Regions from separate parts of the Mus musculus genome. Here regions 2, 3, 4, 5, 6 and 7 are each linked to region 1. Evidence: chromatin loops called from intact Hi-C (ENCODE). Cell type or tissue: heart. All regions are shown on one strand.

Region 1 (4,000 bases):
TCTCTCTCTCTCTCTCTCTCTCTCTCTCTCTCTTTTCCTGCTATGAAGGAAGTGAATGACTTGCGGAATTTTACAAAGTCTTAGTCTCCTATGGTGCGGGAAGGGCTTTCTACACACACAAGCTTACTAGCTTGTGGCTCACTGTACCCAGCCGGCTATGTGATGAGTCTACAGAGAAGCTTAACTTTCAGGTGGTGCGAGCTCATCACTCACAGATTTCCCACCCCAGCAAACTAAGAACTACAGCAGCGTGCCCCAAACCCTCCAATCCCCAATTTAAAAACAAAACAAGAAGGAAATCTTTACTAGGTGAGGCGAGATGTCATTGGCTTTCATTTCAATAGACTCACTGTCCCAAGATCTACAATTCTACACAATGAGCGCAGCCGTTCCAAAACCCAGGGAGCCTTAGAATGGCATCCTTTCAAGAGCGAGAAATTAGAAACAGCCCGCAACACAGACACTTTGACGATTTTTTTTAAACATAAAAAAAGTCTTCCAGGAATCGTAATTCCACCTCCTCCCCAAAGTGGCAAAACCAAATAAAACTTCAAAGTACCCACACGTGTCTGAACCAAGTTGGATCTGAACTATCTTATTCGCTTTTTCGTCTCTTTCTCTTACTGTCTGAGGCAAGAAGGGAAACCTTTAGAAGAAAAGCAGCCATGCATTCGCTGAAACACTGGCTCAGGAAGACCTCCTCTTCTAATGCCTCGCTGCTCCAAATGTCTATGGATTTTAAGCCCAAACCCTAGGGCGTCCTGCCCCGGCGAGATGCCAACAGCACTTGGGGGCTACAGGAGGAGGATTTGAACAACATGGCTCAGAGAACCGGGCAAAGATTTTTGCATGTGTATTGTAGTCATTGAAAGGAAGGAAGGGATGAGACCCCGGGGCGCCTTCACTGTCTCTCTCGGTGGGTGTGGAGCCCTCCGAAGCACTACTGACAGCCATAGAGAGGCCATCTTCCTAAAAGTAAAATGGTGTTGGAAAGTGATCCAGAATTCACAACTATTCAAACACAGCGAGCTACCTCAACTGGAGGGTGTATACCAGGGCGGGTCCACATCTCAAACAGGTTTCCTAAGGGGTCCCCACTTGAGCTGGGTGAGAGGCGCTCCGAAAGCCCTGCATCTAAGACGTTAGGGCGGGGTGGGAGTCCAGGTGTGCGGAACTCAGGTACGCCCGCGCAGCCCAGGGGAGCGCGGGGTCTCTCGGGGGACCTCGGCGACCACCCGGGCGGAGGAGGCCGCGGGGGGATCGGGTCTCCTGGCTTCGGGGTGCGCGGAGCGGGCGCGGGGACGCGCTAGGGCGGCAGCGCCGCGCACACCTGGCCGCCGACACACCAGTTGCAAAGGGTCCAAGTGAACCGCAGCGGCCGCTGAGCCTGGCACCACTCCGGTGACGGCTCACAAAGACCCTTATGGGAAAGCGAGAGGGAGCCCATGCCGCGGGAATCCCACCCGGGGAGCCGCACTGATGTTCGGGGGGCTCTTACCTAGGATCCGCCCTCCGAGCAGCCGCGCTCCTCAGGGAGTGCCACGACCTCCCTAGACGCGAGGGAGGTGACGGAGGGAGAAAGATCCCGGAGCTGGAGCGCCCGCCGCGCCCCGCTGCAGACACGCCGCTGGGGCTTGCCCCGCGCCCTGCGCCCTGCGCCCTGCGCCCAGCGCCCCGGGAGCCCGCTTCGCCCGCCGCCCGGGCCGTGTGTGCGCGCCGCTCGCTCCCGGACACAGCCAGCGCGCGCCGCGCATGCCCAGCAGCGAGCCGGGAACGCGCGTTGCCCCGCGCGGCCGGGAGAGGGCTCCGTTTGCAAGATCTTGAGGACAGTTGAGTCTCTAGTAGACCCTAGGGCTCTGGATAGAATCTCAAGGGCTTCATCCCACAAGGCGAGCACGGCACCCCGCAGGGGAGACCCGGGATCCCAGCCTCAGAGTGGTGTCTACAATTCCTCAAGTGAAATGACCTAGGTCTGCAGAGCACAGCCGGGGGGGGGGGGGGGGGGGATGCCGCAGGCGGAAAGAGCGCTCAGGTGACCGCGGCCAGATCCTGCCACACAACTGATGACTAGTGTTAATCTGGGAGTTACTGCCCTACTCAACTACCAAGAAGAGGTATTCCCCAGCCTCTGACCTGTGACCTGTGTCCATTGGTCTGCTCCTGTACCATCTCTCTTCAACCAAAGCAGTATGCAAGTGGTACCCAAGGGCTTCACTGGTTTAGAGAGACTACAATACTCCAGTCCCTGGATATAGCCAGCAAGCCCAGACCTGTCTCACCAGGCGTCCTGGATCCCATTTTTCATAGGAGCTCCTGCCAAGAGTCTGGTGTAGTTTCAAGTATGGGAGACTCTTTAGTCCAGTAATAACTACTCACCACTGCTCAGTGCTCCTTGGCTCGATCACTGAAGCCACAAAATAAGGATCTGCCAGTCTTCTCTTCTGAACCTGGCATTTTCTTACCTTCTACAATACCTCCGTTGTCACAGCTACGCCCCCAGACACCCTGGCCCTTCTAACTTCCAAGGCAATTGACTTCCAAAGAAGCCAAGGCAGACTATTAAACAAAACTTGGCTTAAATAGCTGGGCCTACCTGCTTTGCGAGGCAAGCAAAAGCTCATTCAAGAGACCGTGAATTAGCAGGCCAAGATGGAGACTAAAAGGGGGCAGTGATGGGTTTTATGATTAAGTTCGGTCTACTGCCTTCATCCAGAATCTTCCTCCATCCAACATTCCCAACAGACTGACATCCACTTGAGCATGTCCAGTGTTCGAAATAGCTGGTTTTGATAGATGGTATAGAAAACTAGGATTGTTAATTGACAATCTCTGCCAGGAGCTACAAATTTTACTTTACACCATCTCTAACCCTTAAAATGAATCACCGCTTTAGAAAATTGGGAAAATGTTATTCAGAATTTTCTTTTTGCCAAAGCCAATAGTGACATTAGGATTGAAATCCAGGTCTGCCTACTCCACAGCTTACATACATAGATTTATATACTCAGATCAACTCTCCTTCAACTGTAGACTGGGAAAGATGGACCCTGAGGACTGACATGAAATTAATCTTGCTCCTTACAGATATTGTAAGACTTGAAATAGTAGAAGCAGGTTAACAAATAACCAACATAGTAGAAGCAGGTTAACAAATAACCAACAGAACCTTCTGCTAGTTATTTTGAGACATGCCCTCAAAATGTTTTTCCTTTGACTGGTCCTCAAATGGCAGAGAAATCTGTCAAAACCATTCTTTTCTGACTCAAATGAGCTTTAGGGTTTTTTTTTTTTCTCTGAAATTACACACACACACAGAGACGCTCGGCAAGAAACTAAAATCATCACTGACCCTTTGACCCAAGAAACCCTCCCAGCAAGACATCCCAAACCCATATCTGGTTTTCTTTTGGCAAGTGGACTGCCTAGAGTCAAACAGAAGAGGCCTGGATAAAGTGAACTTCACATGAACTGTATGTTCGACCTTAATACTCTCTGTAATTCTATATTGTTCAACCTTAATTTTCCCTTTAAATTTTATCTTTGTATTAGGGTATAATTTCATAGAAATATTAGCTGTCAACATAACCTTAAACTATAAGTTTGATGTATAGGTCTTATTTGTTTCATTTGAGTAATTTGGATTATAATCTGCTAAGACTCAATGTCAAATTTTCCTGTTTAAATTTTTTAAACAGATTTCTATTTCTTCTCTCTCTCTCTCTCTCTCTCTCTCTCTCTCTCTCTCTCTCTCTCTCTCTCTCTCGTGCGTGCATGAATGTGAGTGTGTAGATGTGCCATGGCATGCCTATAAAGATTAGAAGAAAAATTTTCAGACTCAATTCTTAATTCTCTCCTTACACCATGTGGGTCCCAGGAACTAAACTCAGGATATTGGTAGTAAGTTCTGTCACCTGCTGAGCCATCATAACAGCTTGGTTTAGCTCTTTAGAGTGCTATCATATATGTTTTTATTGACTGAAGACCTCACTTATTGTTAGGC
Region 2 (4,000 bases), 90 kb before region 1:
GACCTAGCAAAAGCCACAGGCTAACCTAGTTGTTCGCTTGCTGCTCAGGAGTTTACCTGCACAGATCATCTGCCAGTAGAGAGCAGGGTAAAACATCAGGTAGGAGGTGCGCATGCATGTCCACTGATCTCTGGAGTGAGGGGAAAACATAGAAAGATGCATTCTTCTCTTGGGTCTCCACAAAGCTTGCCTATAACACAGTGTGTAGCTGCTGGAGATTCTATCTTTTGTTTTATAAAAACTTTCACTCCTAGGCAGACATGAGAATCTCACAGTACCATTCTCAAAGTCCTTAGCTGAGAACTCTTTGCTCTGCCAAGGGCCAAACCATTCCATTCCAAGATGATAAAGTGGAAATTTTTCTAGGAAATAAACCAGCATTCAGATTTTTATAAGATATGGGGGACACATTACAGGAATGGTGCTTAATCTCAGAAGCAACTGTTCAAACCTCAGAGAAGCCAGCAGCCAGCACTGTCCCTGACTGGGAGGAAATGGGGGAGGGTGTGGGGAGGACCTACAATGACTATGCGCCAGAAAGAAAAACCAACGCCTCCAGCTAACCCAAGCCCAAGTGCTTAAGATTAAAAAACTAAAAAGAAAAGAGAAGAGAAAAGAAAAGAAAAATTATCAGTCTACTAGTGTAAATGAAAAGGGTAGGCACATCATGTGATGGTTTGTTTGTGTTTGGCCCAGGGAATGGCACTGTTTCGAGGTATAGCCTTGTTGGAGTAGGTGTGTCACTGTGGGTGTGGGCTTTAAGACCTTCATTTTAGCTGTCTGGAAGTCAGTTTTCTGCTAGTAGACTTCAGATGAAAGATGTAGAACTCTCAGTTCCTCCTGCACCATGCCTGCCTGGATGCTGCCATGTCCCTGCCTCAATGATAATAGACTGAACCTCTGAACCTGTAAGTCAGTCCCAATTAAATGTTGTCCTTATCAGAGTTGCCTTGGTCATGGTGTCTGTTCACAGCAGTAAAACCCTAACTAAGACAACTACCCACAAAGCCCCACAGCTACCTGACCGGCTTTGCAGACCTTACAGGACTCAAATTACAGCAGTTTACTCTTAGAAAAGAACTGACTCTGTTCTTTCCTGCGACAGTGCTAGGAGACCAGAGCCAGGTATGTCTCTCTGAGCTCAGGAGCTGCCCAGTGTAGGTTCTGGGGATCAAACTCAGGTCTTCCTGAAGTGAAGGAACTGCTATCAACCGCTGCACCATCTCTCCACCTGCCTCCATCTCTCTCTAAAAGATTTCCCTAAGGAAGTCAATAGTAAGGACATCTGACCGATCTCCTTCATGTCTTCAATACAACCACCTCAGCCATACCTTGGGGCATACCTCATTCTTCCATTCAGTAACCATACAGCATGAAGTTAGGGTTTTTAAATCTTGCAGTGAAGAACCACTCTCCATGACCCTGCTTGAAGCAAAACTGTCACGGAGGCGAAACTAGTTTAAGGATGTAGGTTTGAATTGAGATTTTTCTTTTAAATACTCACTGGGCACACTCACTAAGACACTCCGTGTGAGCGCACACACTAACAAAGCCTTCTGTCAGCGTGGTACGAGGTCAACCCCGATGGAACATTCGATCGGAAAAGCAGAACTCTGGGTGAAAGTCAAGCCTGTTTCCAGCAAGTCCGAGACTGACTCAGAGGAAAAGTGCAGTCCGCTGACTCACTCGCCCACTTCCTGAAACACCCAGTGTTTTTCTTGGAAGGGAGTTGCACACCGGCACCATCCCCATCCAGTTCTGATTAGACAACATAGAACCTAACCCAAACGGCCAAAACCAAGTGAACTCCTCGGAGCTGGCTTTCAAAGCAGACAGCATTCCTCAAACAGGCAATGCCTGGTTCCGAGGGCGAAGACTTTCAGCCAAACACACATGGCCAAAGGATACTTAAGACAGCACACCACTGGGTGCTCACGTGCTTTCCTCTTTATAACATAATTTCTCATGGAGAAAGAAAAACCCAGATAGTCTTTACCGCCAAAATTTAAATTGCTTTTAGCTCTGAAAATTTTCCTCTTTGTTTGGGGAAGATGTATGTGTGTGTAGGGGTATGTGTGAATGTGTGTGTGTGGGAGGGGGGTATGTACATGTGTCCATACCTGTCTGCCTGTCAGTCTGTGTCTCTGTGTCTGTGTGAAGGAAAAGTAGGTTTTCATTAAGCAGTCTGAACTGACCAGCCAACGAGTTTGAGGGACCCATCCTCCCCTAGCCCCTCGGCGCTGGGATGACAAGCACACACAAGCTTGTTTTAACACGGGCTCTTGGCATCAGACTGAGATCTCTGCAAGTGCTTTGCCAGTTGAGCTATCTCCTCAGACCCCCAAGCATGTGCCTTTATTTCCTAAGCAACTGTTCTCTCTGAGTCAACTGTGCAGAGCCCATTACAGAAGCAACAAATAACAAGAGTGAGGTCCACAGGTGTGCCAACCATTGCCGTGAAATCTTTGCATGTTTCAATATGGTTGATAATCACAAATCCTCTAAAGAGGCATGTGCCACTCTCTCTATTTACAGGAAACTGAGGCACATGGCACAGAAATACCTGATCCACCATCACCCAGGCTAAACACAGTTGAAGACTTTAACACAGATAGATAAAGGCAAACCTCCAAGCCCTGAGTCTCCAAGTGTGCCCTGGTCTACGAGCCTTGCCTTTTAGGATAACTAAGACGTTAAGAGCATGTTCCCCCTACCACCACCACCACCACACACACACACACACACACACACACACACACACACACACACACACACACACACACAACCTAGATCTACCTGTCTCTTTCATACATTCGTCTGAAACTCCCCGTGTGACTTTTCTGTCAGTAGGAATTGAGTCCTTCTGCAGTATTTCATTGTTCAGCCAAATGGACATGAGCCTCCCTTGTTTGTGAGTTCTGTGTATTGGCAGTATCAAACAGATCTATTAAAAACACTAGCAGGATCCTGTCCTCCACAGGGCCCTTGGGGAAGAAAAATACACATAACATTTCCGTCTTCAAAATAACAAGCAATTATACAGGACCGTGCAGTTTGTTTCCTCTTGAGCAATCCACCCTGGAAAGAGTTCAGACATCTGAGGCCTCTAGAATTTCACTTTCAGCAAGAAGACTATCCTCTTACACACCAGTCAGCAGCCGAGAAGCCCGCTCGATCTGTAACAAGTTCTCGGGGAATTAGCTCAAGTGTTCTGTGATTATGTGTTTCTAGTTCCAAAGAAGTGAGAAAATCCGAGGAGGTGAGGCAGAATAACACGCGAACTGAAATGCGCCTGGCACTGTGACCTTCAGATTAGCGCCGAGCAGGCAGTGTAATGGGCACAAATGCATCCACTAAGGAGCCCTCACAGAGGCAGGCTAAGAGGAATGCCTTCCCAGTTGGAGGTACTAAATATGCAAATGTACACCAGGCAGCCAGCATGCCTGGTGTGATTCTAGGGTCAACAAAGTGTCACCCTGGTTCCTTAAAACATATCCATTACCCAAGCTGCACAGTGGATGCCAATGCACTTATGGAAATGAATTCGTTCTTTCAAGTTAAACAGTTGTGTTCCCCAGAAAGCACTACTAAACCATAAATGCTCCTGAGAGCAATCACATATTATGCCACAAACATGTAAGTAAGAATTATCAGATAATTCCACCAGAATAGGAGGACTCTAGGGGCTCAAAGGCCTAAGAAGCCAGTGTCCCCAGAAACAGAAGAAATATGCTTCCAACAGATGCAGTAGTGAGCTACTGAAAAAGAAAAAAAAATGCCTGTTTAATATTCTCAACTATTCTCAACTATGAGAGAAATAGCAGCTTATACATGGAATGAGTATTTTCTAGAGCGAAACATACTATGTGGCCCCCAAACCCACCTCATTTAGGGGAAATGTATGGCCTATAACACGTGCCCTGCGTGAAGGCATACAGAGCAAACACGATTCACTCACTGCCTGTAGGAACATTTGGGCTAGCAAGACATACATGCAAAT
Region 3 (4,000 bases), 75 kb after region 1:
CACTGGAGACTTCGTTGATACTTAGCATTACGCTAGATGCAAAAATGGTGGAAAATGGGGATACAGATTTTATTTTATTTTTTTCAAGACAGGTTTTCTCTGTGTAGCCCCGGTTGTCCTGGAACTCAGTGTGTAGACCAGGCTGACCGACTCATCTGCCTCTGCATCCCATGAGCTGGGATTAAAGGCGTGGGCCATTATGCAATCGGCAATGCAGATTTCTAAACATCCTTGTCAGAGTTGAAGAGATGGCTCAGTTCTAAGCACACTCAGCGTTTTTCCAGAGAGCCTGAGTTCTGTACCCAGCACCCCGTGTCAGATGTCTCCCAGCAGCCGGGAACTCCAGCTCTAGGGGATATGATACCCTCTTTTGGCCTTATAGGCACCCATATTCATGCATACATTAACACAGCCACACATATGCATGATTAAAAAATTAAAAATTAAACTGTATTTCCAATTGATTATTCTGTGAAATCTTAGGACTATTCATTGGTAATATCCACGTATACATTATTTCAGACACAGCTCAGAATCACTATGACACAGATGTGTGCCATGACATTCCTCAAGTGCTTGCCTTTTCTTACTCGCGTTCGCAACCGGCCAGGAAAGACGCAACAAACCGGAATCTTCTGCGGCAAAAGCTTTATTGCTTACATCTTCAGGAGCAAGAGAGGAAGAGCGTGGCAGAGAGAGGCAGAGAGGGAGAGAGAGAGAGAGAGAGAGACGCAGAGAGACGCAGAGAGACGCAGAGAGAGCAGAGGAAAAGACGAAGAGAAAGAGACAAAGAGACGAAGAGGCAAAGAGACGAAGAGACAAAGAGAAAGAGACAAAGAGACGAAGAGGCGAAGAGATGAAGAAGAGGGAGTGCCAGAACCCCGTCCCTTTTAAGGAGAATTATCCTCCGCCTAGGACGTGTTACTCCCTGATTGGCTGCAGCCAATCGGCCCAGTTGTCATCACGAGAAAGGCAGAGCACATGGCGGGAAAACTGCCCCTGCACATGTGCAGATTATTTACTACTTAGAACACAGCTGTCAGCGCCATCTTGTAATGGCAAATGTGAGTGCGGCTCCCCACAGCCTTTCTCCCTACCGTCTTCTGATATTTGGAAGTTTGACTCCACTTGACCCGTACTTGACCCTTTAGGTTTCTGCCAATATGAAAAAGCATTCATAGAGGGGAGCAGGGACCTAAACCTTGAGTTTCTCTACTTAAATTAAGTAATCATGTTGTAGTTATCACCTGAAAGCCTAGGTCAGGAGTATAAACAAAGGAGAATTCCAGGATGAAAGGGATTTCTGCCACTTTTCTAAGTGGCATCTGTGCCAAATTGGGTAAAAGTAGTTGGTATCAATAAACAAGAAGTGTTTGTGAAAGGTCCATTTGAGGACTAATCATTCCAACGACATTTTATTGAGCATTTAAAATTTTCTAAATGTAAGCAAGACATTATAATTTGTTAGTTGAAAGATGAAAATACTTGTGTCAAACAGTCTGCAAGGTTGGCCTTAGCAATTTGTGTAATAGATGTTGAATGATCGCCATCTAGTGGCTACAGGGAAAATTCACTTTTGCTCATGTATTTCTCACCGGGCCATTAACTAATCAAAGAATCCAAGAGTCAAGTACATTTAGATGTAGTAATGCATGGTGTATTAAAAATATTTAAATAGTTTATATTTTTCCTGTTTAAAGGTGTAATGTATGTCTAAAACATAGAAAAATACGAACAAAATGTATAACCCTCTCACTTAACGACTCTCAGAGAGCATTGTAATGAATTCACTAGGCCTTTTTCATATCAATTCACATTTTCATGTAATCGACATCATAAAATATTTGACTTTAAGTAGTACTTTAAAGTTTTAATGCCACATTATATGTTTTAAAAATATAATTAAAGTACACTAAAGTTTGAATGAGCTTATTTAACCTGGGTCATAAAATGTACTTATGTGGGAGTAAATGGAATAGTCATTTATTTAGGAAATTAAAAGTAGCTAAATGCCACTGGCAAATGGGTTTAGAACTTTATAGACCAGGAGAGTGGCTGGGAGAACAATCCCCACCTGGGAGGCCAAGGCAGAAGGATTGCCGTGAGTTCCGATGCCAATCCAGAATACAGAGTGAAGTCCCGAGCCAGGGCTACAGAGTGACACTCTTTCTCGCTCTAAAGCGAACCAGGAAAGCAGAAGGAGTTACAGAGTGCCAGCCAGTGACATCACTCACACAACCATTGGGAACTGGGGTACTAGACTGGCCCAACAGTAGTCACAAGCCACAGAATGATAATGCAATAATTCCACACTAGAGTGCAGATAGAAACAATAGCTGTTGACTATCTTGACACGTCTGAACAGCCTCCAGTGAGTTTTAACCTTGCTCTTTCTGGGTGTGTTGGCATATGCCCTGAATTCTAACACTTGGGAGGCAGATGTAGGAGTGTTCTAACCCTGAGGGCAGCCTGCTCTAGACAGTGAGTTCTAGGCCAGACAGCTACTCAGGGTGGTCCTTTGCTGAGGCTATTTACCAGTTACCAGTACAAGCCAATTAAGTCAAGATCTAGGGACTGGGTTGTTTTTATGAGTTTCTCACACACTGCAGTTGTGCCTCTTGATGGGAACATCCCCAGACTACAGAGAGAGGAAACTAGAGGCAGAAATACCATCGAGAAGGATGTAGCATTTATCACATAGGAAATGGTATGAGTTAGTAAAGGTGTGTTGTAGCTACTTAATGACTAGGACTGACACAGGTTGGCAATGAATTGGATATATATATATTGGATATATATATTGGATATATGTATTGGATATATATATAAAACCGAGGATTGCTCTCTAGTGGTGCCTGGATACAGGATCACAGTATGTTCAGAGAGGCAGCTGGGCGAGCCAGGTACCCTGGAGAGCTGGATGTGTGGGAGGCAGCAGTGTGTATTAATCACTTTCCCTTTAGATCTATGTCAGTGGTGCAAAGAGGCTGTGCATAATTTTTCTTTGCCCCTTTATAAATACCTGCAATAGGTGTAATTGTACGTAAACCACCGGACTTCACCTTTCCACTGTGTTAAGGAGTGGGTAGGACTGCAAACCGTGCCCGTGTGCGTGCATGTGCATGAGCCCACTAAACATCAACCTTGAATGTTGTTCTTCAGGCGCCAGCCACCTTGGTTTTATGGAACTCATCCATTAGTCTAGGCTGACAAATCCTGGGGCACGGATTGTCTTCCCTTCCAGGTACTGGGATTCTTATCCTAACTCAGGGCACCCAGATTTTTAAGGTGGGCCCTGGCAATCAAACTCAGATCCTCTCGCTTGTAGGCAATCACATGACTGTCTGAGCCATCACCACATCCCTGCCAGTCTCATTTTTCCCTCATCTGGTTGTTCTGTTGGTCCTGCAGAAGGAAGTACAGACCGGTGAGTTGGCCTTTTGGATTTGCTTCTGACTGGCTTCCCATTTACTTGTGTTCTACCCCAAATCTCTCAGGCCACAGTTTCCTGGCCTGTTAGCAGCCAGTCCTGTCTCTTTGTATAGCAGTCAAATCCAGTTTCCATCTCCATTCCTTCCCCACAATGCCACACAACTCCCACCCCGCCCAACACATGCAGAAACAGCCCTCATAACATCCTTCACAAAGAAGGCAGTAACTGCTCCCAAGAAACTCTGGGCTACAGGATGGCTCCCAATTTTTAATGCTTTTCTCTTTGTTGGGGACAGGCACAGACTTACTATCTAACGTTAGCATTTCCTCCACTCAACTTCTCTGTGCTTGGTAGCACTAATACCCACATTACTCGGGTCTGTAATGGAATTGTCTCCTCTCAAATGCCTCCTGATCTGACCTAGGGGTCCACAGGTGAAGGCAAGGGTTCTTTCAGTACTGTTTTGGCTGAGAAGGTCTCTAAGGAGTACTGTTCCATCTCTAGAAAAAACCAAGTGGCCAAGAGGGCAAGTTAAGGGGCTGCTTTTGCCCCACAGCTAGATAATAA
Region 4 (4,000 bases), 140 kb before region 1:
CTGCATGTGGTCCTCTGTGGTACATGCTGCTACTGTACGCATATCCGTCGGCTGGAGGATAGTCGGACACATTGGAATGCTAGAAGACAGAAGTACATGGACTGTCACCAAGTGGCTGCTGGCATGAGTCCCCTGTCAGTCAACCAGAACCCTGCCCTAAACTGTCACAGGATTGCTCATTGAGCTATTATGCTGACACAGGGTGGTTTGGTTTTGTTGTTAGCATTCAGGGTAATCTTAATTCTGAAAATCCTAGATATAAAACCAGGAAGTTCTTTCCCGAAGAATTTCAACAATAAATGTTTTTGATCTTAGACAGACTATGAACACTGAACAGTGGAATTAGAGGATGACCTTTAACCTTTGCTCCCTGTTTAAGGAACACATTTATCACTCCTATGAAGCTAGTACCATCACATGAAAACTCTTTGTTTTGTATTATAAGAAAATCATATCACTCTACTTTTTTTTTTCATTTTAAAAAGTACCCCAAGCACCATTTTTAAATTGTTACAAATGGCTGTACTGTTATCTCTATAACAGGAAACAGATATACGCAAAAAACTTTGACCTTGTTAGTCAAGAGTCCTGGAGAAGATAATTCTGTAACCAGTTTTTCCGCTGTGGTTGACACTATTATGATCTATTGGCTGCTCCCAAGGGAAACTTGAAGTTGGTGACCTTTGAGCATGGGGGTTTTAAAGGAATGGGGGCCACATGCTCAGATGGAAAACAACCAAAACAGCTTTCACATTGTTTCTGTATGTTTAAAAAAAAATGTGGGAGAGTGCGATGGATGCTGAGGCAGGAGAATTTCCTGCAGTTTCTACTATCTCTGGTTTCACTGGGACAACCTATCTGAACCTGGGAAGATTTGGGAAGCATCGAAGATGAATAGTACAGTGGCGAGTTCTAACGGAAGGGCTGGTAGGAATGAGGCTGACTTCATCCACAGACAACGTCTCCAGTGGGCCAGTGTGGATATCAAAATCCACAGTTAGACACCCACCTGGAATATACGTGGGGGGACAGATCCTCACAAATACCTAGGGTCCATCAGCTACACTAACCTTCCCCAGGGACTCAGTAGAGATGCTGAATCAAATTAGGGAATTAATTAATATATATGTATGTATGTGTGTATATATATCAATCAATCAAAGTCTTGAGCAACTGGGAGCAGAAACTGCAAGAGTCATCCCCACCTTTTGCCTGTTTCTTGGTCAGAACAGCTCCTGGCCAGGATGAAGTCACAGGTCCTGAGAATGACTGGACATGCCAAGGGCAAGGAGATAAGGAAGGAGGGTGACTAAGTGGTGACCGCACAGCCCGCTGCGGGGTCAGAGGAGGCAGGGAGGTTGATGGTGTCATCCACACCCATCATCACCTACACCTTTCGATTACAAACAAAGGCACCAGATCCTAAATTTGCTCAAGACGTGCTGCAAGTACGTTTATTCCAGTAGCAATCAAATATAATCAAGTCTCTCTCCCTGCTATGTTCACACTTCTCGTGCACTTGAAGTCACCATCGGCTATGCTGTTCATGGAAGATCTCAACCTGGCACGCAAGGCAGCCTTCTTCCCATTCCTGTAAGCCTCTGAATGGGCACTTAAATCATAAAATGGGAAACTTTTTACAGCAGGAAAGTGACAGCTCGTGACAAGGGAGGCCCCTCAGTAATTCTTTTAAAACTACGTCTTCAGAGTAGACATACGTAGGTACTGACAGCCCAGAACACACATCCCACACCCTCTTTAAACAGTACTGTGAAAGAACTCACAAAAGTGTGAATTTCCAAGGTGAACATTCCTAAGTGGCACATTTTCCAGCATAAGGTAAGAATACCACAGGACGGACAGTTTCATGACTTGAAAACAGCTGTAAGTAACTATGGCAACACCAAATGAACAGCCATTTTCTGTGTGCACGCATCCGTTCCTTCCCTAAACAGCGTGGCTGCTTTCTAAATGGGAGGAAAATTCACAGTCACGAGGTCTAAACTACCAAACGAAGACAGGGACATATGCGACCCAGCCAGCAGGAGGTCACCATCATCAGACATTTAGAGGAAAGGCCAGGTGTGAAGTCTAGTCTTCCTTTTTAGGCAGCCAGAGGGAAAATAGTCACATTCACAGAAAGAGAACTTCAAACAAGCATGCTCCTTAGTTTTAGTTATAAAGGTTCCGGATTGTAGCAGACTGCCTTTTAGAGAAAAACCGGTGTTTGTGAGGGCCGTGTCTATGGGTGTATGAGTATGTGTATGTCGTAAGTGCACACATATGTGTGTTGAGGTTGATGTCAAGGCCTTCCTTTATGGCTCCTACCATTTTTTTTTCTAGTTTTTGTTTGTTTGTTTGTTTCCCTTCAGACTTGCCCTCTGAACCAGAACCTTACTGTCTAGCTCCAGGCATCCTCCTGCCTCTGCCTCTCCAGCTCCAGGATTCCAGGTGCACACTACCAGGCCTGATTTTATCATGATGGTTGGGTGATTAGAGCTGGGTGACAGGTCCTCCTGCTTTTACACACAGGCTCTGTACGTGCTGAGCCATCTCTCGAGCCCACAGAGTCCAGTACCTTTTCTACATAGCACATCACCCGTCCAAGGGAACAATTTTAAGCAATTTAACTTATGTGTTTGTTCTCCTTAAAAGTGGTCACTGTGCTGTGGTTTGCTAATGCCTTTCCTCCTATTGTGTCTGCCACATTACAAACCCACTCATCAGAGACTTTTAAAAAGGAGAATGAATGACCTGGACTTCAGAAGAACCAAGCTGCCATTCCTTGCTGCCTTTTATGCCAGTCTTTACCCACATGGTTACGAGTCCTGAACATCCATTCCATTTGCAATTGGTTCAGTTTTGAACACTGTTCAATTCTCCTCTTCAAAAGGGTTCAAACACTCACACACAAACAAAAAGTCATTTTAATGCACATGATAGTGTACCCAATTTCATTCCTCTCATTTGGTCTAAAGACAGGGTTATACTCTAAAGCTTAATCAATAACTGAAAGATAAAGTCCACAGTATGACCTTGTGCAGGCACAACACGGTTGTGGTCATTTGTTGTCAGAAGACTAAAGTCCACACAAAGATGGCTCCTCTACACATTTCAGAAGATTAGAACGGAAGAAGGAAGCAGGAGAGACTGGAAGTAGTAGCTACAGCGTCAGGGGAAGAGAGGAAGGTGGCAGAGAGGGAGAGAGCAGTGGAATTAAGGGAGGGAAGAATGGTGGAAGGAAGGGTAGGGAGAGAAGACAGGAAGAGGAGGGAGGAGGGAGGGATCGCGGCACCACGAAAACGTTGCTCAGAATCAGCAGGATCCAGGTTTGGGGAACTGTCTTGAGAGTCTAAAGATCTGAAGGCAACACAGTAGACAGTGCTGTGGGCAAGCTCCTGACAGAGAAAAGGGACAGGGAGGCCTGAGGACCAGAACATGGCAGAGAGAGACTCAGCTGGGGAAGGGGAGGAGAGGCATCCCACCAATGGTCACAAACACAAGGAAGAACTGGCAGATAACTCGGGATAGCGGGAGGTGGGGACATCTAGTTCCTGGTTCTAGAACGTTCTTCAGGGAGTGCTGACCCCCCACTGGCTATTACAGCATCCACTGAGAGCAGACGTGGTGGATCCTTACCTCTGTGGACAGCCTCTTGCTGTCCTGTTTGCGCTGGTGTTCTGCGTTGGCCACGGACTCGGCCAGTTGATACATGTCTTGCTCTGTGGGCGCGCCCATGAAGTTCAGCATCGGGGGCTCCCAGCCGTTGCGGAACCTCGGGACGTAAGGTGGGATGAACTGTTCTTTCGGCCACTCTGCTCTGTAGGGGAACATCGAGTTTATATGTTAAATAACGTGTTCTCAGTCACGGTTCTCTTCTATACAAAACAACTCTATTTCTCAGGAGAGGAGAGGAAACCCATTTATGACAGTGGTCCAAACAAATAAACTGGAAGAGCAATTCTACCCGGCAGTATGACGGCAGCTTCCAAGTTTCTCT
Region 5 (4,000 bases), 77 kb before region 1:
CACTAAAGCATCCCAAGATCTTACCAGGTTTAGAAGCCACTAGGAATGCCAAGAAGGGAATTTAAAAAAAACAAGTGAAAGTTCCTACTTGCCCTAAAAATACTACTGCCTTTCAAGGTCTACACACATCTTCTGTCATAATTAACGCCTTTGAGCAAAGCCCCCATTAGCAAGGAAAATATTCACAAGCTCCAACTTACCTTCCTGCACTGCTGAGGTAAAACTCGTCCAAGCAACTGTCAAGGCAAGACTGAGAGAGCATCGCTCCCTGCTCACGGATGTGTCCAGTGACCTTTGGTTCATACACCGAGAGGGTGGGACTGCTTCAGTTTCGGTGTTCCGCTATACTCATCAAAGTCTCTCCTTTGGACTCTCCCAGGCCTCAGCTAAGACTTCCTCCTCTTTTAAACAAGGAAGTCACCACCGCTGAGGAGGTAAAGCCCTTCCCCGAGGTGGGGAGACTAACAGAGCAGCAAATAACAATGGGAAGCATTGATGGAGAACTCGGTCTGGGTGCTAGGTTAATGCTAGCTGTGGTTACTATGGACACTTTTATGCTGAAGAGGCAGAGTCTAAGGAACAGGGTGTCAATGAGTAACCAAGGGGGAGGTGTAGCAATATGGAGGTTAGATGAGCTAAGGAAGAAGGCTTTGCACCAGAAACACGGAAAAATAAATGCAAGTGTAGTAAAAATAAATGCAAGGCAGCTGGAGATTTCAATAATGGCTAAGAGTACTTCCTTCTCTTGCAGAGGACCCAGATTCAGTTCTCAGCAGCCAAACCTGAGGCTCACAGCCACCTTCTAACTCCAGCTCCAGGGGACCTGACGCCCTCTTATGGGATCCTTCGGCACGACAGTCACATGCATGAACCCATGCTCACAAACACGTCACTAAAATTTTCTTTAAAGTGAGCATGAGGCTTCTCTTATGATGAAGAAAGTCAACTGGGGCCAAGTCAGAGCCAGATCGAGTGGCCAAAGCAGTGCACACAGAACAAAAAGGGTCAGAGGTGGCTGTGTGGAGCCACCCGGGGGGCCACTTAAGGACTCAGGTGAGAGACGACATGTAGGAACATGTAAGATTCAAATCTATAGTCCAACCGGTATCACGTCTCCTGGAGCAGACTGGATCAGAAGGGAGTGCTTTCTCAGGGGACTAAGATGATACAGGAGGCCTGGCCTTGCTTTCCTTCCCAACAGGACACAGCCTGCTGCACTGCACATAATGGCCCTGGTGCCCCACAGGGTGGGGAGGTGCCTCAGTCAGTAAAGTCCTTGCTGAGCAAGCATGGGGACTTTCGTTAGGCCCCCAAAATCAGCATTTTAAAATCCAGGCAGGAGCTGGATAGACGGCTCAGTAACTAGGAGCACTGACCACTTCTATAGAGGACCCAATTTTGGTTCCCAGCAACAAGACGCTTATTTCGGTTCATAATAACCTATAACTGCAGTTCTAGGTGATCCAATGCCCTCTTCTAGCCTCTGAGGGCACCAGGCATGCTTGTGGTGCACAGACATGTGTGAGTGCAGGGGAACCGCTCATACGCTTCTAAATAAACACATAAATAAAGAAACCTTTTTTGTTTGTTTGTTTGTCTTGAAAGCCAGGTATGAGAATATGTACCTGTAACTCCAGCATGAGGCAACTGAACAGGTGCATCCTTGGGGGTCCAGGGGTCACCCTAGCCAAATCAGCTCCATCCAGACCTGTGAGAGACTCTGCCTCGGAAAATTCAGTGACTCTCAACCAAGGAGCGTCATCCTGGGTTACGTTACCTATGGCTTCCACACATGGAGATGCACACAGATGTCCTCACACAAACACACATATGCACAGAAAATAAAAATATAAAAGATAATAAGTAAATACATCAATAGGTTTGTATGGCATATGAGATACAAAGTTGGTGCTAAGACAATCTATTGGACAAGAGCCATTTTGAGGTGCTGTATTCACAGTCAAACTGTGGTGAGAAGACAGAAGAAGAAGGTCCTTCTCTGTTTTGGTAATGTTTTACTGGTGCTTAAATCTGAGAATATTGGGAGAGAAGGCAGAGAACCTGGTACAAGCATTTTAAAGTGGAAACCGTATGTGTATGAGATGAAAAAAAAATACTAGTAAGTTAAAACTCCCCATGGTAAGAAATGGAGAAAATGAGTCCCAGGTCTGTCCCCAAAAGGCAAAGGTGAAACAATTTCAAAGTTACACACCATAAATAAACATGCAATCATAGATAGAAAAGCCAAAGAGACACATAGTCAAACAGCAGTCACTAGATATATACTTAAAACTTGTAAAACTCAGTGAGACAATGATATGCCATGCTTCAGCACTGACAGGAATGCTCAGCAAACTAGTTAACATTCACCGGATTTTTAAAAAGAATTTTTATTTCTTCCGTTTATTTTTATTCTACATGGACTGGTGTTTTGCCTGCATATATGTCTGTGTGGGGTGTTAGATCCCCTGGAACTAAACTAACAGGCAGCCATGAGCTGCCAATTAGGTGTTGGATCCTCTGGAAGAGCAGCCAGTGCTCTTAACGTGTGAGCCATCAGGCTGGCCCTCACCTGATGTTTTTTGGTTTTTAATATGAAGGTTCAACAAAAGAATAAATTACTCAGGGCATCAAGTGAGGAATGGGTTGCCATCCCGAAGTCACAACTCTGACCCATAATTGTTCCCGTCTGAAAGAACTGCAGGGATGGAAATGGAGAGGAGCCTGAGGGAAAGAAGGTCCAGCCACAGGCCCAAAGTGAGATTCAGCTCAAGGGGAGGCCCCAAGGCCTGACACTATTACTGAGGCTGTGGAGCGCTCACAAAAAGGGACCTATCATGACTGCCCCCCCAAAAGACCCAACAAGCAGCTGAAAGAGTCAGATGCAGATAGTTGTACCCAATCAATGGACAGAAGCTGCTGACACCTGTGGCTGAATTAGGGAAAAGCTCGAAGAGGCTGAGGAGAAGGGCAACCCTAACTCCCCTCACCCCGCCCCCGAGATCTCTCAAACACTGGTCCAGCAACTAGGCAGCATACACCAGCTGATATGGGCCCCCCAACGCACACACAGCAGAGGGCTGCTGGGTCTGGACTCGGTCAGAGATGATGCACACAATCCTCAAGAGACTGGGGGCCCCAGAGAGTTTAGAGATCTGGTGGGGTGTGAGGTAGGGGGTGGGGACATCCTCTTGGAGATGGGGGTAGGGGTGTGGGGAGGAGGTATGGGATGTGGAACTGTTGGAGGGTGGACGGGGCAGGGGGGTAAAATCTGGAGTTTAAAATAAAAATTAAAAAAAGAAAGAAAGAAATTACTAAAGATAGGGAAGAAGAAGAAGAACAATATAAAAAATAGAAAATAGGCATGTGTAAAGAAAACTAAAAGAATAAGGCTTATTTGCAGAGTAGGATTTGTTTGCATAAAGAACAGAACATTTTGCTGCACGGAGCACCCAGTTTTATCTGGCTTATGTGATACAAAATTGCCATCTCTACAGACAGAACTTTGAAAGCAGCAATCAAAGCCACCGTTGAGCTGGCTGGATGGCCTGCCCCACGCCACACTTTTCCTCCCACCAGCTCCCGGCTCCTATCCACTCTGCTTGGTCGCCTCATTCTTAGAAGCTGAGGCTCAGCCCAAGGCCAGATTTTTTTTTCCTACTGTTCTTGCAAAAAGAAAAAGGAGGAGGAGAAGCAGACGAGCCTCTAAGGTTCTCATTCAGGATAGAATTCATTCCCCCAGAAGCCGTGTGCTGCCTGCACACAGCCTGCAGCTAACAACCTTGCTTGAAGCAGCCCCCCCCCCCCCAGCATCATGCCCTCTTTCCCTTCCCAGGGACAGCTCGTCCGCCATCAAGACAGGTTGTCATGTGGAATATGAAGACATGGTCCCTTCAACTGAATGAAGACAATGACAGAGAGCCAGCCCGGCTCTGTAGATCCACACTGGGTTGGATGTGGCCGTCACTCCATGGTAGTTCAATTGCCCCCCCTGCTCTGT
Region 6 (4,000 bases), 180 kb before region 1:
ATATTCTTTGGATTTTGTATGATTAAAGTACATGATTGTGTGTTGTGACCATGAAAGTTGTTGAAATGAACATCAATGCTGTCGTGGGAACCTGTTATTTTATGCTACTTTCTAAGATCAGAGAGGAGGTGATGGTCTAGACCAGTGGTTCTCTGTTGTGGGAAATATTAAAAAAAGAAGAAGAAGGAGGAAGAGGAGGAGGAGGAGGAGACATCCTAAGACATCCTAGAGGTCAACATTCGAGTTGAAAGTGATACATTTGGCAGCTTCCATGTAGGAATGGGGTTATTGTGAGCCCACTTGTGTGTCTGATATTTGTCCCCTACCCCAAGTTTCCCTCCATTCCCATCTATCTTATTTCTTTCAGGATTTATTTTATTTGTAACTATGTATGAGATTGTGTGTGGAGCGATGTGCGAGCACGGTGTCCACCGGAGTTCAGAAGGTGGTATCAGATCCCCTGGTGCTGGCTGGAGTCATAGGTAGCTGTGAGTCATCTGACATGGGTGTCGGGTCCTCTGTAAGAATGGTACATGCTCTTAACAGCTGAGATATCTCTCCCAGTCATCTTCTTGAACCTGTATGTAAGATCAGCTTAGTATTTTGTCAGTGACCTTCATAAACGGTAAAGCACACCAACTAAATAGCTAATACCCTGCTGAATCCTATGACTGTAGAGTCCTGGACACAGCAGACCTTGGTGATGTCCAGAAAGATCAGGCCAGTAAGCCTCTTTGCCTGGCAAGGGCATGGCAGGATGTGTCTGTACCCTGCAGGCTGACAGCTGGGACGCCATGAGGAATGCCAGGCTTTCTCACCTAGTTAGGTCTCCTGCCCAACTCCTTCCTGCTGCCTTCTCCTCCTCCTCCTCCCACTCTGTCAGACCCCCTCCTGGACATTTTAATCCCGCACCATGCCGGTCTCCGAAATGAACAGGATTCTTAAAAAGGTCACAAGCATATGTGTGACATTCTTAGAACCTCACACATAGGCAGGTCAGGGGTGGGTTTGTGTGACCATGGAAATGCTGGTGGGAAGTTGGAGATCTTCCACCGCCCCAAGATGCTTATATAAATTCCGTAGCTGGGGCTGGAACATCTATCTCATGAAGACAAGTACTCTATAGATCCTCGTGTTCTTCTTGAGCACCCACCCCTTCACAGGAGGGATCTGCTCGGCCCGGCCCAGCTGTCCTACAGGAAGACAAGAGGAGACCAGGGCTGCAGGCAGACCAAGCGTCAAGCCTACAGGGAGGTCACACGGAGGCAGCTTCCAGATCATCCTTTCAGTCTTCGCTATTGTCTCCCCATTCTCTGGTGACCCTTGAGTTACAGACTTTAAGATGTTCAGGTAGCAAAAGACTCAGCCTTTCCCTCCACAATGAATTTGCTGTATTTCAGTTAATTTGCTGTATTTCACTGTAAGCAGATTATCAAAAGAGAGAAATCGCCCACAAACACTTTGCTTGGTTCTCTGGGGAGCACTAAGGTCACCCCAAATGGCTGCTCCTACCCTGGATCCCACCTTTATCGCTCAAATGTGAGGTCCCCAGGAACTCTTCAGTATTTTTAGTTAAGCTTAAAAAATTTTTTTGAGCGGGGTGTTGTATTGAATCAACACACAGACTAGAGAACACTGTCCACAACAACCTGTACAGCATACAGAGACAGCTAAAGACTGTAGAATCATTTGTCTATGAGGACCTGTAAGACGGGACTTCAGAGCTGAAAGAGGTAAGTTACAAAGTCAGGTCACAAACCGCCACTAGAGGCTGAGATACAAATGTCACAACACTAATCTATCGATCCATCACTGGACATTGTAAGATTATATTTTACTTGAAAAGAAAATGAGAGGTTGAGCTTATTTTCATTTTTTTTTAATTTTTGGATAGCTCTTTAATGTGGAATCTTCATTCCCCCCCCCCCCACACACACACTGGCAAAAAACAAAACCAAAACCAAAAATAAATCCTCCTAAATATTTACATGTCTTGTGAGTGAGGAAATCCACTAAGATGTTTTTTAATGTCAGATTTTATAATGCCACTCCGTTCTTAATGTTGACCTTCAGAGATCAAAACACCTTCTAGAAGAGGCTGTAGTATCCACATGAAAAGCCAGAGCTAGAAGCTTTGTGTCTAGATTTTCTACAGGCCACATGATAGCTGCTAGCTAGAGGATTGGCCTTTAGCCAAGGAGTTAAAATTACTGAGTCCGATCTCTGAGGGCAGAATTCCCCCTGCTTTCTAGCAAGGAGCCCTTCCGTTACACCCTGGGGAATGTCTGATGCAATGTGCTCCAAATAGCTGGCCCACCTCCCAGCTCCCAGATCTCCAGCCTGGTGCTTGGCACAGGGCACAGAGTCAGGAACCATGCCCAGGACCAAATATGATATGCATGTTAGCCAACTGGGTTATGGAGCATCAAATATAACATGGAGAACTGCAGACTTGTTTTCAGCAGCTTCATTTGTATGTCCAAGAAGGAAATTCCAGCCACAATATCTCTCTGACTGTTGGCCGTGTAGAGGAGGAAAAACTTAGTTTTTAGAGTCAGTGAAGGGCTTATCACGAGATGGCCTGTCAATTTTTCTCTTATGAGTCAATTCTCAGAGCTGAGCCTGCCACTCATTTTTAATCCAGTGACCCATGTCCATGTTCAATCAATAAAAGATTTTGTGACTACTTACGTTAAACACTACCTTAAGAACAATGAAGAACCAATTGCCAGATCTTAAAACTAGATTTAAAACTTTGAATTTGAATTGGGAGAACTGAGCAGACACGTGTCAATGTCCCTCCAATGTCTTCTTCTGCCTAAATCTCAGTCCTTACCTGCTAACTGGGGAGGTGCAGGGTACTATGTGTAGCTTCCTACAGATGCTTTGAATACAGGGCAGGATCCACTCAGGCAAGGATGGTTTTACACGGGTTCCTCAGGGCAAGGACAGTTTCTTTCTTGTGTGCTAAGGCCTTATGCTAAAATAATCATAGTTTATTAACTACAAAATAGCACTATGGAGCTAGAACATCCACTTTCCACCTGCTGACAGGGGGAAGCAAGTAGGTCAAGGGGCAGGACCAGCAAACTTTCAGTACACACTTGTCATTGAAGGTTCTGAGGGGGCTCTGGTCCTGCTGGAAACGGCCAAAGTGTTACAGCTCTCAGAAGGGAAGCTTGCAGGGCAGGTAGCTGGGGTCCCAGGTCTCATCTGCTACTGAGGCAGTGCCAATGCCAGCAGCAGGGGCGGTGGCAGCAGAGGGCAGCAGCAGGTGACCAGGGGCAGTGATGGCACAGGGTGAGAGTGGAAGTGGTGGCAGGGGCATGAGCTCATACTGCCAGGTGGGTCCAAAGTCCATTGATTAATCTTTTGGGAGAGAGAAATCTCCCTCAAAGTGTTACAGTCAGTAAAACAGCCACTCCCAGACAATCCCTGGTGAAATAATGTGTACACTTTATTTCATGTGAATAGGGACTTTATCAACATTGAGGAGTAGGGGAATCTGGGGGTAGATCCTTCCCATTGGCTCGGTTTCCGATTCTAGTGATGTTCTATTTGCATGGGGGGACAACTTCAAGTGTTTTTCCTGTGTGAATGATTGTTGTGGTCCTCTCGGGGGGGGGGCGCTGTGTTATGTGTTTCAGAGCAGGTAAAGTTAGGCGGGAGTGGGCCCCCACTCCTACTGTTCTCGGTTACTCATGGGGTTTGGGTTCACTCACCCTTACCAGTTCTTCTGCCTGGTGGCATGGTCCACTTGCCCCACATACACTGAATTATAAAGAGGCAAATGTAAGATTCTGACCCAGCTCTCTCCAGCCTCAAAGCCATTTTCCCACCACTTCATGCTGCTTCCCATTCACACTGGTCACTGATAATCTCGAATAGGACAGAGTTACCAGTTTCATCTCCAGGTAATGATACAGAGGACAAGCTTCCAATTTGAAGAAAAAAAATTATATATATATATATATGTGTGTGTGTGTATGTGTATGTATAT
Region 7 (4,000 bases), 190 kb before region 1:
TCTCAAAACAGCCCTCTGAAAATAAAGCTGCTTGCACCTGTGGGGTCAAGCTCACACAGTCCTTTCTCAGCTGGCAGCAGGGGCCCTGCGGGATGTGACTTTACAAGGGCCCACTTGGTGGCAGACCATTTTATCTGAGAAGCCCCAGGAGAGAAGAGTTATCTAATAGAAAAAGCAAATTGGGTTCTGAACTCAAAGGCTTTTAGTTTGGGATTTTTTTTTTCTTCTTCTTCTTCTTCTTCTAGCAAATTCCACATCTAAATTGGCTCAACTGTCTCTTTATCCAAAATGTCAGTGTAATTTAAAGTTCGAAGCCCTTTGGCTCTGCGGATGATTGGCAGAAGGGCAGAACTGACTTTAACACGGAGAACAGGAAACTTTAGGGAGTTGGCAATACCAGTCCATATCTGTCCACACCCTTAACTCTGGGGCTCAGGCACTGGATAAGAAGAGTTCGCCCTCAAGGTAGTCATTTAAAAGATCGCTGGGAGATTCGTGCACATTCATGGCTGGGTCAGTAGAGACACGTGGTTCTACTAGAGGAGTAGAGCCTCTCCATGGCTGTCTGAGAGGGTGAGGTGACTGTGTGCAAATAAATGTTCAAGGCTCCAGAGTTGGAGTTAGGCAGTGGGGTTGTCAACTAAACCTTGGAGCTGGGTTGAGCTGGGTTCCAGGAATGACGTGTGTGTGTGTGTGTGTGTGTCTGTCTGTCTGTCTGTCTGTCTGTCTGTCTGTCTGTCTGTCTACCCCTGAGACAGAAGGCTGTTAATATGCATCCTTGCCTAAAGGGGAGCGTGAACCATCTCCTCCTTGGGCTGCTCAGTGTACCGTCTTCACTTTCCTCCAAAAACAGAGAGCTCAGGGCAGAAATGGTGCAAAGCCTTACCTCTATAGCGAATGATGTGATGGTAAAAAATGTGGCCTCTAAGCAGCACCAGCCACCTCAGCATCCTCAGGACCCAGCTAAGTGCAAGGCACTGTGGGAGAACAGGTTCCCCCTTTCATTGCTGTCTGTCTGCTTTAGAGATCTCCAGTTGGTTTCCAGCAGTGCAGAAGCCCTGTGAGACTTACGTGTTATCTGAACCTTCTTTTGCAGTGCGGGTGTGGGACGGACAGGAACCTTCATTGCCCTGGACAGGCTCCTGCAACACATTCGAGATCATGAATTTGTGGACATCTTAGGGCTGGTATCAGAGATGCGCTCATACCGAATGTCAATGGTACAGACAGAGGTAGGAACAGCATCGACGTGTGCGCTTAAGTTTGCTCTTGATGGAAAGCATCCTATTACCCAACGTTTGGTTTTAATCGGGCTGTCTCAGTGTCTTTACACCTGTCTTTCCCAGTTTCTTGCTGTGCATATTTGAAACTACCCCATTCCAAATGAATAGGTAGCAAGCTCTCAAAAGGCCGTGGTGTAAATAGTCACACTACTTGCCTGGCTTCATCTGCCTTCTAGGAATATGGAGCACGTGGGCGTGTCTGAAATAGAATCAACCCCTTTTGAGCAGTATGGCGCTCGCTGAAGGTAGCAGTCAGCCTGGGTAAGGAAGACTGTAGGACAGATGTGGTTTGATTTCTACTTGAGATGACAGACTGGTCAGTAAGTTTGTCACTGGGCTTGTTCCTCCATGTGACTCTGTCTTCACTCACTTCTGATAATAACCCTTGGTTGTTGGATTTGTGATCTCTCTCTAGGCTTTCAGGATTGCCAGCCCCCAATCCACCTCCCCTGCCCTATTACTTAAATCACTGGTTCTCAATCTCTAGGTTGCAGCCCATCTGGGGGTTATAGATTAGATGTCAGGCACATCAGATATTTCTATTACATGTCATAACAGCAGCAAAATTACAGTTATGAAGTAGCAATGAACTAATTATTATGATTGGGGGTCACCACAACATGAGGAATGTATTACAGGGTCACAGCATTGGGAAGGTTGAGAACCAATGCCTTAAATGAACAGGCGGTGTATCCCAGAATTCCCCCAGTCTTATTAACCAGTGTCCCCTTTGCCTCCTCGTCTCCCAAGTCCTTCTTTCCCGTGAGGCTTTAGAATGTGCTCAGCCTGGAAGGACAGCTCCAGGCAGCCTTGTGCTGCCCCGCAGCAACAGCCAGAGTACACCGGTGTGACTGCCAAAACCCGAGTACACTGGCTTTTCTATAATCCAGACCACTGGGCTATTAGGTACTCCCTGGCCTCAAGGGCACAATAGAGCTTTTCCTGGAGAAGAATGTGGGGGGCGGAATCTTCTGGACTAGAACAACGCCAGGCCTGACTTCTCTCTGCTTTAACGTGTTGTTCTTCCTCCTGCAGCTTCGTTCAAGAACCACTAGATGTCAGTATAACTCAAATAGCCTGGAGGGTAATGGCAGAGTCTCTCCAACACCGACTTCTTACTCTTTGGTTTCCTACCCCCAGCTCACTCCCATCACCACAGCTGCATCTTAGCAAGGCTTGGCAGAACCATTCAAACATATTCATTGCCAAGCTGCTCCCAGGGCACGGTAGTTTGGAGGTAGTGACTCATTAGCAAACGTCTGAATGACAGTTAGGACGCATACCCAGGCAGGATGTTTTCCCATTAGGAGAAGCTTCTTTTTGCAATAGATGGCAACTCGCATGGAGACACACAACTGGTAAGACTACAGAAAATAAGAGACTACAGAGTGACCTGCCATAAACGGGAGTTATATAGCCACACCCTTTCCCCTAGAGGCTCGGGGAGCATCCCGAAAGAGGGGACAGAAAGATCACAAGAGGCAGGCGCAGCAGATCACACTAAGCCAGCACTGTTTTCTTCCCGCAGCAGAGCACTTGAGATAAGAACTTATAGCAGTAGTGACAGCATGCTCAAACCCTGAGTGAGATCAAGCTGGACAAAATCCCAGCACGGATACAGGGAGGTGGGCATTAGGGTGCTATGGACAACTGTTGACCTTTTGGGAGAAGCAGGTAGTTAGAAAAGGGATGCAAGGCTTAGGGAACTACCCACAATCCTGTAGATATTCCACATCTATGCACATACAGACAACATTAAGTATCCTCAGTGGGTCTGGAAAACAAACAAAAACAAACAAAAACAAAACAGAGCATGTGACGTCGGAAGGGGGAGGTGCTGGTGGGGATAAGGGAGAGATGTCATGGGAGGGAATGAGGGCTGGATTTCAGCCTGAAGTTTTGGTTGTTTACTTCCATAAACACATATTCTGATATGCAATAAAACTATCTCCGTTACATTTATATGTAATAGACGCTTTAAAAAACATATTCTTACATGATAACAGTTCATAACCTGTGGGTCCATTACGCCTTTGGCTGTTGAACTACCCTTTCGCAGGGTTCGCCGAAGACCATCAGAAAACACAATGTTTGCATTACAATTCATAACAGTAGCAAACTTATAGTTATGAAGTAGCAACAAAGATAATTTTACGGTTGGGAGTCATCACAACATGAGGGATTGTATTAAAGGGTCCCAGCGTGAGGAAGGCTGAGAACCTGTTTTGTGGTGTGTGTAAATCCCCACACTTCAAAGCACGTCTTGTTCTAAGCATCTTGTTTGATGAATTATGCAACTTGTCCCCTTAATCGATACCTCTTTACAATTTTGAAGATGTTGACTGTAGGCTGGTGCTACCTTTGATTTTTCACAACCACAGAATCCTTGTCCGTTTCTGAAAACTTTGTGCACAAGGCTCCTCTGGCTCCCCCGCAGCCTCGATGTTTGTCTTCAGAGTGATAATCTCAGAGAGCAGACCAGCCCCTGGGGCTTCCTGCACGGTCAGGGCTCTGCTTTGTCTCTCCCATATTTTTGGCCCCAGTTTTAATCGTCCGGCTTCCTTCTTTACAGCAACATTTCTGGCTGACTTCTCCATGAAAACAGTCTTTTGAAAGGCCACTATTCCCTCCAGGAACTTGCTGGGAAATCCAAGGGTCTCTCAGCTTCCTCCCTTTCCCAACTCCCCAGCTTTACCCTTGAGTTCCCTCGGGAGTCC

What was found. A loop is a pair of places that touch in the nucleus more often than their neighbours do. Peaks named below come from ENCODE experiments on the same cell type or tissue, not always from the same donor. Only the 100,000 strongest peaks of a DNase experiment are listed, where the experiment ranks them.
Region 2: a loop joins it to region 1, with 3 times the contacts of the local background. A loop is called at or near these places in 6 of 42 quality-filtered maps.
Region 3: it touches region 1 in a loop (5-fold over the local background); 15 of 42 quality-filtered maps call a loop at or near these places.
Region 4: it touches region 1 in a loop (2.0-fold over the local background); 2 of 42 quality-filtered maps call a loop at or near these places.
Region 5: it touches region 1 in a loop (2.3-fold over the local background); 4 of 42 quality-filtered maps call a loop at or near these places.
Region 6: a loop joins it to region 1, with 4 times the contacts of the local background. A loop is called at or near these places in 17 of 42 quality-filtered maps.
Region 7: a loop joins it to region 1, with 4 times the contacts of the local background. A loop is called at or near these places in 17 of 42 quality-filtered maps.

What each region holds. Positions count from the first base shown.
Region 1 is chr6:137,647,554-137,651,553 of GRCm38, forward strand. Eps8 (epidermal growth factor receptor pathway substrate 8) reads right to left here and starts at 1,732. Exons shown (of 22, transcript NM_007945.3): 1 at 1,499-1,732. In heart, a CTCF peak has its summit at 1,805 (motif pointing right); DNase peaks (open chromatin) are centred at 1,028 and 1,788; H3K4me3 peaks cover 2,309 bases; H3K27ac peaks cover 1,425 bases.
Region 2 is chr6:137,557,376-137,561,375 of GRCm38, forward strand. All of the region lies in intron 2 of Eps8 (epidermal growth factor receptor pathway substrate 8), which reads right to left. Among named protein-coding and RNA genes, the nearest start is that of Eps8, 90 kb to the right of the region's middle. In heart, no CTCF peak of the experiment used is centred here; DNase peaks (open chromatin) are centred at 506, 1,686 and 3,066; H3K27ac peaks cover 1,090 bases.
Region 3 is chr6:137,722,543-137,726,542 of GRCm38, forward strand. No RefSeq gene overlaps it. Among named protein-coding and RNA genes, the nearest start is that of Strap, 11 kb to the right of the region's middle. In heart, a CTCF peak has its summit at 1,562 (motif pointing left); no DNase peak of the experiment used is centred here.
Region 4 is chr6:137,505,443-137,509,442 of GRCm38, forward strand. It overlaps Eps8 (epidermal growth factor receptor pathway substrate 8), which reads right to left. Exons shown (of 22, transcript NM_007945.3): 15 at 3,640-3,820; 16 at 1-79. Among named protein-coding and RNA genes, the nearest start is that of Eps8, 140 kb to the right of the region's middle. In heart, no CTCF peak of the experiment used is centred here; no DNase peak of the experiment used is centred here.
Region 5 is chr6:137,570,502-137,574,501 of GRCm38, forward strand. All of the region lies in intron 2 of Eps8 (epidermal growth factor receptor pathway substrate 8), which reads right to left. Among named protein-coding and RNA genes, the nearest start is that of Eps8, 77 kb to the right of the region's middle. In heart, no CTCF peak of the experiment used is centred here; no DNase peak of the experiment used is centred here; H3K27ac peaks cover 301 bases.
Region 6 is chr6:137,463,178-137,467,177 of GRCm38, forward strand. It overlaps Ptpro (protein tyrosine phosphatase, receptor type, O), which reads left to right. Exons shown (of 27, transcript NM_011216.3): 27 at 1-1,457. Among named protein-coding and RNA genes, the nearest start is that of Eps8, 180 kb to the right of the region's middle. In heart, a CTCF peak has its summit at 1,780; a DNase peak (open chromatin) is centred at 2,304; H3K27ac peaks cover 2,041 bases.
Region 7 is chr6:137,453,489-137,457,488 of GRCm38, forward strand. Ptpro (protein tyrosine phosphatase, receptor type, O) reads left to right here. Exons shown (of 27, transcript NM_011216.3): 25 at 1,097-1,232. Among named protein-coding and RNA genes, the nearest start is that of Gm52924, 180 kb to the left of the region's middle. In heart, a CTCF peak has its summit at 2,335 (motif pointing right); DNase peaks (open chromatin) are centred at 2,383 and 3,883; H3K4me3 peaks cover 531 bases; H3K27ac peaks cover 1,522 bases.